Regions from separate parts of the Homo sapiens genome. Here region 2 is linked to region 1. A link is a loop called in an ENCODE intact Hi-C map of the cell type or tissue named here. Cell type or tissue: HCT116. All regions are shown on one strand. Each heading gives the region's core, and the rest is flanking DNA. Links, peaks and the distances in the headings are about the cores only.

What was found. A loop is a pair of places that touch in the nucleus more often than their neighbours do. Peaks named below come from ENCODE experiments on the same cell type or tissue, not always from the same donor. Only the 100,000 strongest peaks of a DNase experiment are listed, where the experiment ranks them.
Region 2: it touches region 1 in a loop (9-fold over the local background); 12 of 110 quality-filtered maps call a loop at or near these places.

What each region holds. Positions count from the first base shown.
Region 1 is chr7:76,311,017-76,318,110 of GRCh38, forward strand. No RefSeq gene overlaps it. Among named protein-coding and RNA genes, the nearest start is that of FPASL, 3.7 kb to the right of the region's middle. RefSeq lists enhancers at 3,256-3,550, 6,101-7,094, 6,570-6,749 and a silencer at 7,030-7,094. In HCT116, for the core only: a CTCF peak has its summit at 3,421 (motif pointing left); a DNase peak (open chromatin) is centred at 3,435; H3K4me3 peaks cover 402 bases; H3K27ac peaks cover 691 bases.
Region 2 is chr7:76,258,953-76,266,046 of GRCh38, forward strand. SRRM3 (serine/arginine repetitive matrix 3) reads left to right here. Exons shown (of 15, transcript NM_001110199.3): 4 at 954-1,082; 5 at 1,165-1,245; 6 at 1,922-1,951; 7 at 2,400-2,462; 8 at 2,594-2,629; 9 at 5,813-5,863; 10 at 6,412-6,516. LOC124901679 (a long non-coding RNA gene) reads right to left here and starts at 644. Exons shown (of 3, transcript XR_007060392.1): 1 at 1-644. RefSeq lists silencers at 1,239-1,533, 1,518-1,597 and an enhancer at 2,486-3,009. In HCT116, for the core only: a CTCF peak has its summit at 4,172 (motif pointing left); a DNase peak (open chromatin) is centred at 4,169.

The DNA.
Region 1 (7,094 bases), core at 2,448-4,947:
AGGCGCAGTGGCTCATGCCTGTAATCCCAGCACTTTGAGAGGTTGAATCGGGAAGATCGCTTGAGCCCAGGAGTTCAAGACCAACCTAAGCAACATAGTGAGTCCCCATCTTTACCAAAAACGTTTTTAAAAATTAGCTGGGGCTGGACACAGTGACTCACACCTGTAATCCCAGCACTTTGGGAGGCTGAGGCAGGTGGTTCATCTGAGGTCAGGAGTTCAAGACCAGCCCTAACCAACATGGCGAAACCCTATCTCTACTAAAAATACAAAAATTAGCTAGATGTGGTGGTGCTTGCCTGTAATCCCAGCTACTCAGGAGGCTGAGGCAGGAAAATCGCTTGAACCTGGGAAGCAGAGGTTGCAGTGAGCCAAGATTGTGTCATTGCACTCCACCTGGGCAACAAGTGTGAAACTCCATCTCAAAGAAAAAAAAAAATTCTGAGCATGGTGGCATATGTTTATAGTCCCAGCTACTCAGGAGGCTGAGGCAGGAGGATGGCTCGAGTCCAGGAGGTTGAGGCTGCAGTGAGCTATGATCATACCACTGCATTCCAGCCTGGGCAACATAGTGAGACTCTGGCTCTACTAAAAATAAGAAATTATCTGGGCACGGTGGTGCCTGCAGTCTGATCTACTTGGGAGGCTAAGGCGGGAGAATCTCTTAAGCCCAGGAGTTCGAAGCTACAGTGAGCTATGGACATGCCACTGCACTCCAGCCTGGGTGACAGAGCAAGACCTTGTCTCTAAAAAAAATAAAGAATTGATTGAGGCGGCAGGAGTAGCTCCATGTTTAGGAAAAAGCCAGCCGGGCGAGGTGGCTCACACCTGTAATCCCAGCACTGTGGGAGGCCGAGGCAGGCGGATCACCTGAGGTCAGGAGTTCAAGACCAGCCTGGCCAACAGGGTGAAACCCCATCTCTACTTAAAAATACAAAAAATTAGCCAGGCATGGTGGCGGATACCTGTAATCACAGCTACCCTGGAGGCTGAGGCAGGAGAATTGCTTGAACCCAGGAGGCAGAGATTGCCATGAGCTGAGATAGCGCCATTGTACTCCAGCCTGGGCAACAGAGCAAGACTCCATCTCAAAAAAAAAAAAAAAAAAAACCAGGGAAAAAGCCCAGGGCTGGGGCCAGACCTTGGTTTGGGCCCGCTGCACCCTGGCGGAGACATGGGCTGGGGTGCAGCCTGGCCCTGGGCTCAGTTTCCATTCTGAGACTTCACTTCTGGGGGACCTCTGGTTGTCTGTTGGTGTTGTCAGTCCCATGCAGGGTGACGATCTAGGGGGAGTCATGAATAGTGGAAGCTACCCAGGTCCCCTAACAATCGTAGGAAGACCAAAGTCCCAGGGGGACTTGAGGATATGCAGATATTTCTGTGCATGACCAACAAGGGCCTGGGTGAGAAAGGCCTTCAGTCTGGCCCCTGACCCCACTAAGTAACCCCTTTTTTCCCTATGTCGTTCTGCTCTCCATATGATGGGCTCCTCAAAGTCCTCTTAGGAATGGCTGGGAGCGTCTATGTCTTCAGGCTGGTGGGACCACAGGATAAGGAGGTTGAAAACTTAATCAGGTGGATGGATGACAAAGAGGTCACTCCCGCCGGGTGCAGTGGCTCACACCTGTAATCTAGCACTTTGGGAGGCCGAGGCGGACGGATCACTTGAGCTCAGCAGTTCAAGACCACCCTGGGCAACATGGTGAAACCCAGTCTCTACCAAAATACAAAAAAAATTAGCCAGGCATGGTGGTGGGTGTCAGTAGTCCCAGCTACTCGGGAGGCTGAGGCATGAGAATCACTTGAGCCCGGGAGGTGGAGGTTGCAGTGAGCCAAGACTGAGCCACTGCACTCCAGCCTGGGTGACAGAGCGAGACTCCATCTCAAAAAAAAAAAAAAAAAAGGTCAGCCAGCGCAGTGGCTCACACCTGTAATCCCAGCACTTTGGGAGGCTGAGGCAGGCAGATCACGAGGTCAGGAGTTCAAGACCAGCCATGACCAACATGGAGAAACCCCATCTCTACTAAAAATACAAAATTAGCCAGGTGTGGTGGTAGGCGCCTATAGTCCCAGCTACTCAGGAGGCTGAGGCAGGAGAATGGCATGAACCCAGGAGGCAGAGGTTGTGGTGAGCTGAGATAGTGCCATTGCACTCCAGCCTGGGCAACAAGAGCAAAACTCCATCTCAAAACAAAAACAAACAAACAAACAAACAAACAAAAAAGAAATCACTCCCTTCTTTGGGTTCACCTACCCTCTCTTGGCCCTCATGCCCTCACTGGACCCCTCGTGAGTTCCCATCTGCCCCACTGATTCTGTCCCTCCCTGACTCAGCTCCACTACCTGACTGTACCCCTCCCAACACCAAGTCCCTCCTCGCACAGGAAATCCGTTCTTTCTTTCTTTTTTTTCTTTTCTTTTTTTGAGACAGAGTCTCGCTCTATTGCCCAGGCCAGAGTGCAGTGGTACCATCTTGGCTCACTGCAGCCTCCTCCCAATGGGTTCAAGTAATACTTGTGCCTCAGCCTCCAGATTAGCTGGGATTACAGGTGTGCACCACCATACCCAGCTAATTTTTGTATTTTTAGTAGAGACGGGGTTGCACCATGTTGGCTAGTCTGGTCTTGAACTCCTGACCTCAGGTGATCCGCCCGTCTTGGCCTCCTGAAGTGCTGAGATTATAGGCATGAGCCACCGTGCTTGGCTTCTTCTTTTCTTTTTGTTTTCTTTTTTAGAGACCAGGTCTCACTCTGTCTCCAGGCTGGAGTACACTAGTGAGATCATAGCTCACTGCAACCTCCAACTCCTGGGCTCAAGCAATCCTCCTGTCCAGCCTTCCGAGTAGCTGGGACAACAGGTGTGCGCCACTATACCTGGTAAGTTTCTAATTTTTTGTAGAGATGCGGGTCTCACTATGTTGCCCAGGGAGGTCTCGAACTCCTGGAATCAAGTGATCCTCCTGCCTCCACCTCCCAAAGTGTTGGGATTACAGATGTGAGCCGCCTCACCTGGCCTTTCTTGGAGTTCACCCGTCTTCCCTGAGCTCCCACCCCATGACTGCACTTCCTCACTTCCCCACTCTCCCCTCCCTTGTTTGAGGCCCCTCCCCTCTCTGAATTCCACCCCACCTGTCTCTGAACCCTGATGCCCAAACTATCCCTTTGTAATTCCTCCCGTGGCCCCAAAGACCCCTCTTCTCCAGGTCTGCCCAGCCTGAAAGCCTTGAACCCTGGGAGCAGCCCCACAGACCGATCCCCTCAGCAGGGGGTAGTGGGCTCTGGGTGGGAGAAAGATAAATCAATCCCCACCCGGGCTCAAGTCAAGATCAGGCAGGAAGCCTCAGCCCCTCCCACACGGAGGATGGAGCTGTGCGCAGGCAGGCCCGAGACTGCCCCCTAGAGGACGCCCTGGGGTTTGCGGACCCACATCGCCCCACTCCCAGGCCCAGATAGGACAGTAAGCGACTGCCCCCTGGTGCCCTCCCAGAGAGGATGAATTCCTCAGGCACCAACACTGCCCAGTCCAGAACCTTCAGGAATCTCTGCCCAGGTTCTGAGCCCTGTAGAGCGCAAACAGGGGCAATTGACTTGGTCTTGGCCAGACGCAGTGTCTCACACCTGTAATCCCAGCACTTTGGGAGGCTGAGGCGGGAGGATCGCTTGAGCCTAGGAATGTGAGACCAGCCTGGACAACATAGTGAGATCCCTTCTCTACAAAAAAAAAAAAAAAAAAAGGAAAAAGTAGCCGGACATGGCATGGCAGTAGGTGCAAACCTACAGCCCCAGCTGCTCGGGAGGCTGAGGTGGGAGGATTGCTTGAGCCCAGAAGCTTGAGGCTGCAGTGAGATATGATCACAACACTGCACTCCAGCCTGGAAGACAGAGCGAGACTCTGTTTCTTATAAATAAATAAATAAATAAATAAATAAATAAATAAATAAATAAAACAAAGAGACAAGCCGGACATGGTGGTTCATGCCTGTAATCCCAGCACTTTGGGAGGCTGAGGCAGGTGGATAACTTGAGGTCAGAAGTTCAAGACCAGCCTGGCCAACATGGTGAAACCCCGTCTCCACTAAAAATACAAAAATTAGCCAGGTGTGGTGACGGATGCTTGTAATCCCAGCTACTCGGGAGGCTGAGGCAGGAGAATTGCTTGAACCCAGGAGGTGGATGTTGCAGCAAGTTAAGATTGTGCCACTGCACTCCAGCCTGGGTGACAAAGCGAGACCCTGTCTCAACAAAAATAAAAAGAGGCCCAGTCTTGAAAAACTCTGACACCTCCCCACTGCCCCTCTCCCCAGCCCCACACCCAGCACGCCTTTAGCCCGGTTCTCCTCTGCCCTGGGCTTCAGTTTCCAAGGGCCTTCAAGCCTCCCTGAATTTCCCTCCTGGAAGACCCAGCCCACTCTCTCTGCCTTGGAAGGGTCTGGCAGCCAAGGCCTGAGCCCGGGCTCCTGCCCCACCCTGTCACACCCTCTGCTGCAGGGGGGTTGACCACTGTTTCCACTCTGATCCTAATCAGAACTGGCACATTTTAGGAGGCACCTGCTAGCTGCCAATCACTCGTTAGCTTATTAAATCCTCATAGCAACCCCACTCCACTGAGCGGCAGCACGGGATCGCAGTTATGGTTGCAGGAACTCATGTCACACTGCCTGGGTTCAATCCCACTTGGCCACTTACTTCTTAGCTGTGGGACCTTGGGCATGTTGCTAAGTCTCAGTTTCCTCATCTGCAAATGATGCAACTATATGAATTAATACCTAAGAAGTATTCTTTTTTTTTTAACTGAGTTTCATTCTTGTTGCCCAGGCTGGAGTGCAGTGGCACTATCTCGGCTCACCGCAACCTCTGCCTCCCGGGTTCAAGCGATTCTCCTGCCTCAGCCTCCCGAGTAGCTGGGACTACAGGTACCTGCCACCACACCCGGCTAATGTTGTATTTTTAGTAGAGATGGGGTTTCTTTTTTTTTTTTTTTTGAGACGGAGTCTCGCTCTGTCGCCCAGGCCGGACTGCGGACTGCAGTGGCGCAATCTCGGCTCACTGCAAGCTCCGCTTCCCGGGTTCACACCATTCTCCTTCCTCAGCCTCCCGAGTAGCTGGGACTACAGGCGCCCGCCACCGCGCCCGGCTAATTTTTTGTATTTTTAGTAGAGACGGGGTTTCACCTTGTTAGCCAGGATGGTCTCGATCTCCTGACCTCATGATCCACCCGCCTCGGCCTCCCAAAGTGCTGGGATTACAGGCGTGAGCCACCGCGCCGGGCCGAGATGGGGTTTCTTTATGTTGGTCAGGATGGTCTCTAACTCCCGACCTCAGGTGATCCACCCATCTCGGCCTCCCAAAGTGCTGGGATTACAGGCATGAGACACCATGCCTGGCTTTTTTTTTTTTTTTTTTGAGACAGGATCTTGCTCAGTTGCCCAGGCTGGAGTGCCATGGCACCATTACAGCTCACTACAGCCTCGAATTCTTGGACTCCAGCTACCCTCCTACCTCAGCCTCCCAAGTAGCCGGGACCACAAGCATTTGTCAATATGCCTGGCTAATTTTGTAATTTTGGTAGAGATAGGATCTCGCTATGTTGCCCAGGCTGGTCTGGAACTCCCAGTCTCCAGCGATCCTCCTGCCTCAGCCTCCCAAAGTGCTGGGATTACAGGCTTGAGCCTCTGCACCCAGCCACTGTGAAGTCTTTAGAAGGCTGCTGAGAGCCGATAGTAAGCACTCAGTCACTGCTAGACATTTTTGAGGTAGGTTGTATTATTCTCGTTTTACAGATGTAGAAACTGATCCTCTAAAAGGCTAAATACCTTGAGAGGTTATGTCACCTAATTAGGACATGGTGGGATGAGAATCCAAATCCTGAGCTCTTAAGCTTTTGTCCCCCAACAGCCCTTTATTCAGAAAATGAAACATTGGGTCGGGCACAGTGGTTTTCACCTGTAATCCCAACACTTTGGGAGGCTGAGGCTTGAGGTCAGGTACTCGAGACCAGTCTGGGCACCACAGTGAGACTGTTTCTACAAAAAAAATTTAGAAATCAGCTGGGTATGGTGGTGCACACCTATAGTCTCAGCTACTCAGAGCCCAGGATTTGGAGGCTCCAGTGAGCTATGATTGCACCACTGCACTCCAGTACAGCCTGGGCAACAGAGTGACACCTTGTCTCTAAAAAAGAAAGAAAAAGAAAATAGACATTGCTGAGCGACAGAAATCCCACCTTTCTAAACAGTCAGCAACCTCACTGGAGCTGATTTTTAATTCCTAAATCCAGCCTTGATAGTGACTTGGGCAACTCAACTCCCTCTCGGCCTGGGATTATACAACTCTATGTCAGGAGATGGGAAGCGGGGAGACTGGGTGTCTTTATTCCATTTCTGACATCTTTCAGGACTGATGATGGGGGAGGGCCCTGGCCCTGGCTGGCAGCCACTGTTCGATTCAGTTATCATCATCAGGACCGTGGGAGGGAAGGGTATTGGAGCAGAGGACCTTGAAGGGCGCACAGGAGGCTGATGGGGCTGTAACACCTGGGGCATGAGGGCAGCGGAGGTTGGACAGGCAGGTTGGGACCTAGCTGTGGAGGGCCTGGGATACCAAAGAGAGGCAGGACCTGGCCTCAGTGTCGCCAGGACACCAGATCTGCCCCCTCCCTCACTGTTGCACCATGGCTCCCGCGTGTAAAGTGATGGAACCCGTCAGACCCAGGTAGCCACCAGAAACCGCCCAGCTGTTGTGTGCATCGGGGGCCAGGAGTTTCCTCTTCTGCAATCTGGGAACAACGCAGACCTCCCAGGGCTGTTTTCAGAAGCAGAGATGTGTAGGTAAGAAAGGATAGCCAACCAGTACGGGCCGGGACACGAGAGATCACGTCATTATTCAGATGGAGAAACTGAAGGGCAGGCGTGGGACCAAGGGCCCACCACGAGCCCAAGGCTCCATCCTCCCAAGCACGTAACAAAGGTGGAGGCGGAAGACGGAGGAGAGAGAAGCGGGTGAAGTTGGGAGATAAAAGCTCCCCAGTGGCTGGAGGGCGGGATCTGCAACAAATGAAGCCCCGGGGCCGCTAAGCGGGCCGATTTCGGGGCAGGG
Region 2 (7,094 bases), core at 3,083-5,582, 51 kb before region 1:
AGAATCACTTGAACCCAGGAAGCGGAGGTTGCAGTGAGGTGAGATTGCAGGAGACTGCAGCAGGCAGAGGTTGCAGTGAGGCGAGATCGGGCCCCTGCACTCCAGCCAGGACAACGGAGTGAGACTGAAAAAAAAAAGAAAGAAAAGAAAAGAGAAATTAGGGTTCAGTGAGAGAAAGGAGGGGTGGGGATGGGGTTCCCAGAATAGGACAGTAGGGTTAGGGGCACAGGGATCAAATGGGGGGTTCACTGAGGGGGAGGGCTTCAATGAATGGGGCTAGGATATGGAGGGGATTCAGTGAAGAAGAGGAGCCTCATCTAAGGAGTAGCCACACACACCCCACCCACGACTGCAGGGTGGCTCATGCCTGGAATTCCAGCACTTTGAGAGATCAAACGGGAGGATCGCTTGAGGCCAGGAGTTCGAAACCAGCCTGAGCAACATAGTGAGACCCCGTCTCTGCAAAATTTTTCAAATTAGCCAGGGTAGGGGTCCACGCCTGTAGTCCCAGCTACTCAAGAGGCTGAGGAGGAAGGATCGCTTGGGCCCAGAAGTTCAAGGCTGCAGTGAGCTATGATCCCACCGCTGCAACCCAGCCTGAGCAACAGAGCAAGACCCTATCTCCAAAATTAAAAAAAAAAAAAAGAGGAGGGGGCTTACTGAGATGGTGAGAACTCAGAAGGGGTGCGGGCTAAATAAGGGGCTCGGTTATCTCCTTCTTTTTTGCAAAAGATTGTACCGTGAGGTCGGGGACCTGTAGGGGATGTGCCCCGTTGGGTTCCCCAAATCTCTGCCTAGCCCTGTAAGGCCAGGGGCCGCAGTTACCCCTCGCCCCTCCCCCAGCCGGGTAGCAGCCCGCAGACTTGCGGGGCTAGGTCAGGCCCCCTGCGCCGAGAAAAGGGGTGAAGAAAAGTCGTCCCGAGACTGGTGGTGAGCGTCCCTGTCGCCGGCAGTGTGGCGGAGACCCCGCGGCTGACCGAGGGCGCTGAGCCGGGCCTGGAGTACGCGCCCTTTGACGATGACGACGGCCCAGTGGACTGTGACTGCCCGGCCTCCTGCTACCGCGGCCACCGCGGGTACAGGTCAGCGGCCGCCGCGGCGGGGGTGGGGGGCGCGCGGGGCTGCCCCCCCTCACCGCCCCCACCCCCGCCCCTTCTCCCCCAGGACCAAGCATTGGTCTAGCAGCTCGGCATCGCCCCCTCCCAAGAAAAAGAAGAAAAAGAAAGGCGGCCACCGGAGAAGCCGGTGAGAACCGCGCCTGACCGGAGCGGGAAGGGAGGAGGAGGTGGGGTCTCTCCCCGGATGCCCGTCCCTGGCTCACAACCATGCAGCATTTGTGAGCCCCGCCCCTCTCTGAGCCCCTCCCTCGCCCTCCCCGTGCCGTCCCCCGACTAGGTGCCCTCCGGGTAACTGAACCCACCCCAGGCCTCAAGCTCCTCCCCTCGCTAGGCCCCGCCCCTCGACAAGCCCCTCCCCTTCGCTAGGTTCCGCCCCCCAAGGAGCCCCTCCCCTTCTCTGGGGCCCGCCCCTCACCGAGCCCCTCCCCTTCTCTAGGACCCGCCCCTCATCGAGGTCCTCTCCCCACTAGGCCCCACCCCTCATCGAGCCCCTCCCCTTATCTGGGATCCGCCCCTCACTGAGCCCTTCTCTAGCACCTGCCTCTCACTGAATCCCCCAGAGCCAGACTCACTGACCGGGCCCGTGTGTTACCAGCACCTGCTCCCAGTCCCCCTCTGCCCTCCCAGGGGTCCCGTGCCCACCAACACTAGTGCGAGTGGCCCTGGGGAGGAGGGGCCTCATCTGCCATCCCCGAATCTCTCTGTCCACCCTCCCCTGTCCTGCGTGAGACCCTGGCAAGTGTCTGGGGCCCCAACTAACCCCATCCATCCGTCTGTCCTTTCTTCCTGGCATCTGCCCTCAGCAAAAAGAGGAGACTGGAGTCCGAATGCAGGTCAGTGGGGACAGAGCTGGCTGGGGCCAGGGCGGGGGATGTCTGTGGGTGGGAGAGATTCCAAGGCCATCCCCCAGAGGCCGGAGGCCTGGACCCTCAGGGCCTGCACCTGGACACTGCCAAGGTGCAAGTTTTGCCCCTACAGAGGCCGTGAATCCCACCGTTGGAGCCTCTGACTTCTGGGTTTGAAACTATCTTTGCCCACAATGCCAGGGGGGACATTGTTGTCCCCACAATTGTGGGGACAACATAGGCAGCGCCATCAACTACCCTGAGGGACCTTGGCGACCCTTGGGGCCTCGGGTCACTCTGTACAAGGGACCTTGGGCTTCCTGGCCTGGAATTCCCTTTCCAGCTTCAATGTCCCAAGCACCCAGGTCTCTCCAGCCATTTCCAGCCCCCCACCCCCCACCCCAGCTCACTAGAGCCCACCTCCCTGTGTCCACAGCTGTGGGAGCTCCTCACCCCTCCGCAAGAAGAAGAAGAGTGTGAAGAAGCATCGCCGAGACAGGTACCCTTGCTGCCCCCACCCTGGGGCCTCCTCTTCCTCCCGTGGGGCCCAGGGCCAGGGCTGTGGCCCTCCATAGGTCTCCCCTGGGCCACCCCAGGCAGGCTCAAGAGAACTCCTTTATCGCCCTACAGGTCTGATTCTGGGTCCCGGAGGAAGAGACGGCACAGGTGAGCGGCGCTTTGCAGAGGACATGGTCAGTGGTCCCTTAAGGACCAAAGCCCAAAGGACGCAATGATGGGAGGGGGTTTTGAGGGTCCCACAGGGCTCCATCCTTCAGCTCCAGGGTTCCTTCCCACAGCCAGGCTGCGGGGACAGGGCAGTGGAGAAGGAGCATGAAAACCAACTGTTTGCAACCCTTGCCTGCCCCATGCATCAGCCATGACGTGGTGACCCCAAGAATTTCTAGACAACATGGCAGGTCCAATGCCCAAGGGGTGTGTCTGTCTGTGGAGGTGCCAGTTAGACAAGCAGAAACACCGAGACCCTGAATTTGCAGGGAAACAGCTCGCGAGGCAGGAGGACCTCTGTGAGCTGGGAGGGCTCCATGGATAGGAGGCAGGGTCGGGGAGCTGTGGCTAGAGGTAGAGTTTCTCGGGGACAGGTGCTAGCCTCCCAACAGGTTTGACTGCCAGGTTATGGAGCCATCCTCCACCCAGGAGGGCTGGGGGTTAGTGTGGGGGAGCTCTGAGCAGGGCAGTGGCTTGTTCAGGGTGGACTGGGGGAGGGGAGAGGAAGTGAAAGGCAGGAGTCCAGGTGGAGGCAGAGTGGTGCAGGAGAAGAGGGTTGCTGAGAAAGCAGAAAACAGCCTGAGCCAGGCACGGTGGCTCACACCTATAATCCCAGCACTGTGGGAGGCTGAGGCAGGTGGATCGCTTGAGGCCAGGAGTTTGACACCAGCCTGGACAACATGGTGAAATCCTGTCTCTACTGAAAATACGAAAATTAGCTGGGTGTGGTGGCAAGCGCCTGTAATCCCAGCTACTCGAGAGGCTGAGGCAGGAGAATCACTTGAACCCGGGTGGCGGAGGTTGCAGTGAGCCAAGAGATTGCAGTGGAGTGCACAGCACTCCAGCCTGGGTGACACAGCGAGACTCTGTCTCAGAAAAAAAAAAAAAAAAAAACAAAGTCTGGGTGTGGTGGCTCATGCCTGTAATCCCAGCACTTTGGGAGGCCGAGGTGGCTGGATCATTTGAAGTCAGGACTTTGAGACCAGCTTGGCCAACATAGTCAGTCTCTACTGAAAATACAAAAATTATCTGGGCATGGTGGCGGGTGCCTGTAATCCCAGCTACTTGGGAGGCTGAGGTAGGAGAATCGCTTGATACTGGGAGGAGGAAATTACAGGGAGCTGAGATCGCACCACTGCACTCCAGTCTGGGCGACAGAGCAAGACTCCATCTCAAAAAAAAGAAAGAAAGAAAGAAAGAAAAGAAAAGGAAAGGAAAAGAAGGGAAAAGGGAAAGGAGAGGAGAGGAGAGCTCGGAAGGAAGTTGTGGGGCAGTCACATTCCAGAGGTGGCATCAGAGCCAGACCCCCTTCCAGCAGCCCAGAGGAAGGGCAGAGTCTGGAGTTCCTTCTTTGTAGTGGGAATTTGCCAAGTAGGGGAGGAGCCTACATAAACACCTAATCCTGCCCCTCCAATGTCCCCAATTTTTCATCTTCCCCTGGCCTCCCAGTGTCTATGGATCAGTGTGGGTCCCTACTGCCCCCAAGTGGCCACCATTAGCTTACACACACCCTCTGGCCAGCTCCCATCCTTCCTGGACAGGTCCTAAAAGTGAACTAGGAATAGACCAACTTCCAATGGGGAGACTGAAGCCCAAAGCAGGCTCCAGCACCCAAACCCATAGCCTCCGGGCCTTCCCCGCAGTCACTCTGCTCCTGTGGGAGCACATTTCTGTGTTCCTTAGTATGGCTTTGTTTTGGGGTCAGAAGGACTGAAGGGATCTGGTGGCACCAGGGAGGATGGGGCTGAGGATTGGGGTTGGGTGAGACCTTTGAGGGCTAACCAGAAGCTTCTCAGGCCTTTCATCAAAGGTAGAGGGTGCTGGGTTGGGGGGCTTGCCCCAGAGGGCTGGATGGGATGTGACAGGAAGCTGTGGGAGTTGGGAGGGGGCAGCCCTGCAGATGGATCCAGAGATGTCATTCAAAAGCAGGGAGATTGGCCAGGCACGGTGGCTCACATCTGTAATCCCAGCACTTTGGAGGGCTGAGGTGGGCAGATCACTTGAGGCCAGGAGTTCGAGACCAGCCTGGCCAACATGGTGAAATCCTGTTTCTACTAAAACAAACAAACAAACAAACAAAAAATAGCCAGACGTGGTGGCAGGCTACTGTAATCCCAGCTACCTGGGAGGCTGAGGCATGAGAATTGCTTGAACCTGCAAGGTGGAGGTTGCAGTGAGCTGAGATTGTGCCACTGCACACCAGCCTGGGCAACAGAGCGGGACTCTGTCTCAAGACAAAAAAAAAAAAAAAAAAAAAAAAAAAAGCAGGGACATCATGCCCTTGGGAAAGCATTTCTTTCCTAAACCCCTGGTGAGCTGGCCTAGGGCTGGGCCAGTCTGGGAGCACACGGAGGAAGGGGGCACAGGAGGTATGATTATCAGGCCACACCCCAATACTCAAGGGAATGAGTATTGGGCATGTCCCAAGTCCAGTACCAAAAGACAAGAGCAAATCACCATTTCTATCTGGCCCAGACCTAAGGCTTGAGGCTGCCACACCTGCAAACAGCAACCCCTGCCTTTTTTTTTTTTTTTTTTTTCCTGAGACGGAGTTTCACTCTTATTGCCCAGGCTGGAGTGCAAAGGCGCGATCTCAGCTTACGCAACCTCCGCCTCCCAGGTTCAAGCGATTCTCTTGCCTCAGCCTCCCTAGTAGCTGGGATTATAGGCACACACCACCACGCCTGGCTAATTTTGTATTTTTAGTAGAGACTGGGTTTCTCCATGTTGGTCAGGCTGGTCTCAAACTCCTGACTTCAAGTGATCCACTGGCCTCAGCCTCCCAAAGTGCTGAGATTAAAGGTGTGAGCCACCATGCCCGGCTATAGCACCCCACTTTATCTGGGGCCAGCCACACTTCTGTGGCCCTCCCAGACTGGGCAGCATTTGCGACCCAGGGAGGTGTTCACGGGCCAGGACTTCCAGGAGGAGGAAGGCCGGAGCTTTGGCTGAGTGAAAGGGACAAAGGGGTGGAGTAGGATGGAAAAGTCCCCGCCAGCCATGGGGCTTAGGCCCTAGAGTGGAACAAATCTCAGATCCACACCTGAGTATACCCAGGCTCCAGGGCACGAAGGCCACACCCTCCCCGGGCCACACCATCACTGTGGTCTCTGCTCTCTGCAGATCTCGAAGCTCCAAGTGCAAAAGAAAAGAGAAGAACAAAGAGAAGAAGAGGTAAGCGCCCTCCCTACTCTCCAGCCCCCCATTCGTTCTCCCTCCCGCCCCAGCAAACTACGCCTTTTAGAATCACAGAATCAGGCCATTAAAGGTAGCTCATTTTGCCCAGATGGAAAAATTAAGATCTAGAAAGAAAGCCAAGGGCTCTTGCTGAGTCAGAGCTTGAACCAAAACCCAGGCCTCTTGCCTTCCAATCCAGGGTCCTCCCAAGCCCAGTCCTCGTGACTCCCACCCTCCTTCCTCCCACCCCACAAGTCCCAGGATCACCTGCTGAGGGCTGAGGGGGGTCTTGGGAGGCTGGGGTTGTCTAGAGAAAAGGGGGCCTTTTACTAATTCTCACAGATGACCCATATGGACCAGATAGGCTCTGCAGCCAGCACCAACACTGCTGATGTACCTTTTATAGGAGACTTTAGGGGACTGATGAACACTGGCTTTCAGTAGGGTTCCACTGGGATCCTGGTGGGAGGCTGGGCAACTTGGGGGCTGGGGGGATCACGGGGGGCAGAATTGAGGTACAGGCTGATTTCCCCCATCCACGCCAGGCCTCACACAGAGTCCCCAGGCCGGAGGTCTCATCGCCATAGCAGTGGCAGCTCCCACAGCCCCTCCCTCTCCTCCCACTACAGTGATTCCAGATCTCCCAGCAGGTAGGCCTGGGCCTCTGGGAGGCTTTCTCCTGGTGGGGGATGAGGGTTGCAGATTAAACACCCCCAAGGGCTGGGGAGCAGGGCTGGTGGACAGAATGTCAATTCATCGGTGGGTAGAAGTTTATCAGGGGTAGCCAGGTGTGGTGGCTCACTGCTGTAGTCTCAGCACTTTGGGAGGCCAAGGCAGAAGGATCGCTTGAGGCCAGGAGTTCGAGACCAGCCTGGGCAACATAGACTTCCTTCTTTAATTAAAAGTAATAATAATAATTATTACTTTTATTATATATAATTATATATATTTAATATTTATATATATTTATATATTTAATATTTATATATTTTATATATTTAATAAATATTTATATATATATATATATATATATATATATATTTTTTTTTTTTTTTTTTTTTTTTTTTTGAGACGGAGTCTCGCTCTGTCGCCCAGGCTGGAGTGCAGTGGCGGGATCTCGGCTCACTGCAAGCTCCGCCTCCCGGGTTCACGCTATTCTCCTGCCTCAGCCTCCCAAGTAGCTGGGACTACAGGCGCCCGCCACTACGCCCGGCTAATTTTTTGTATT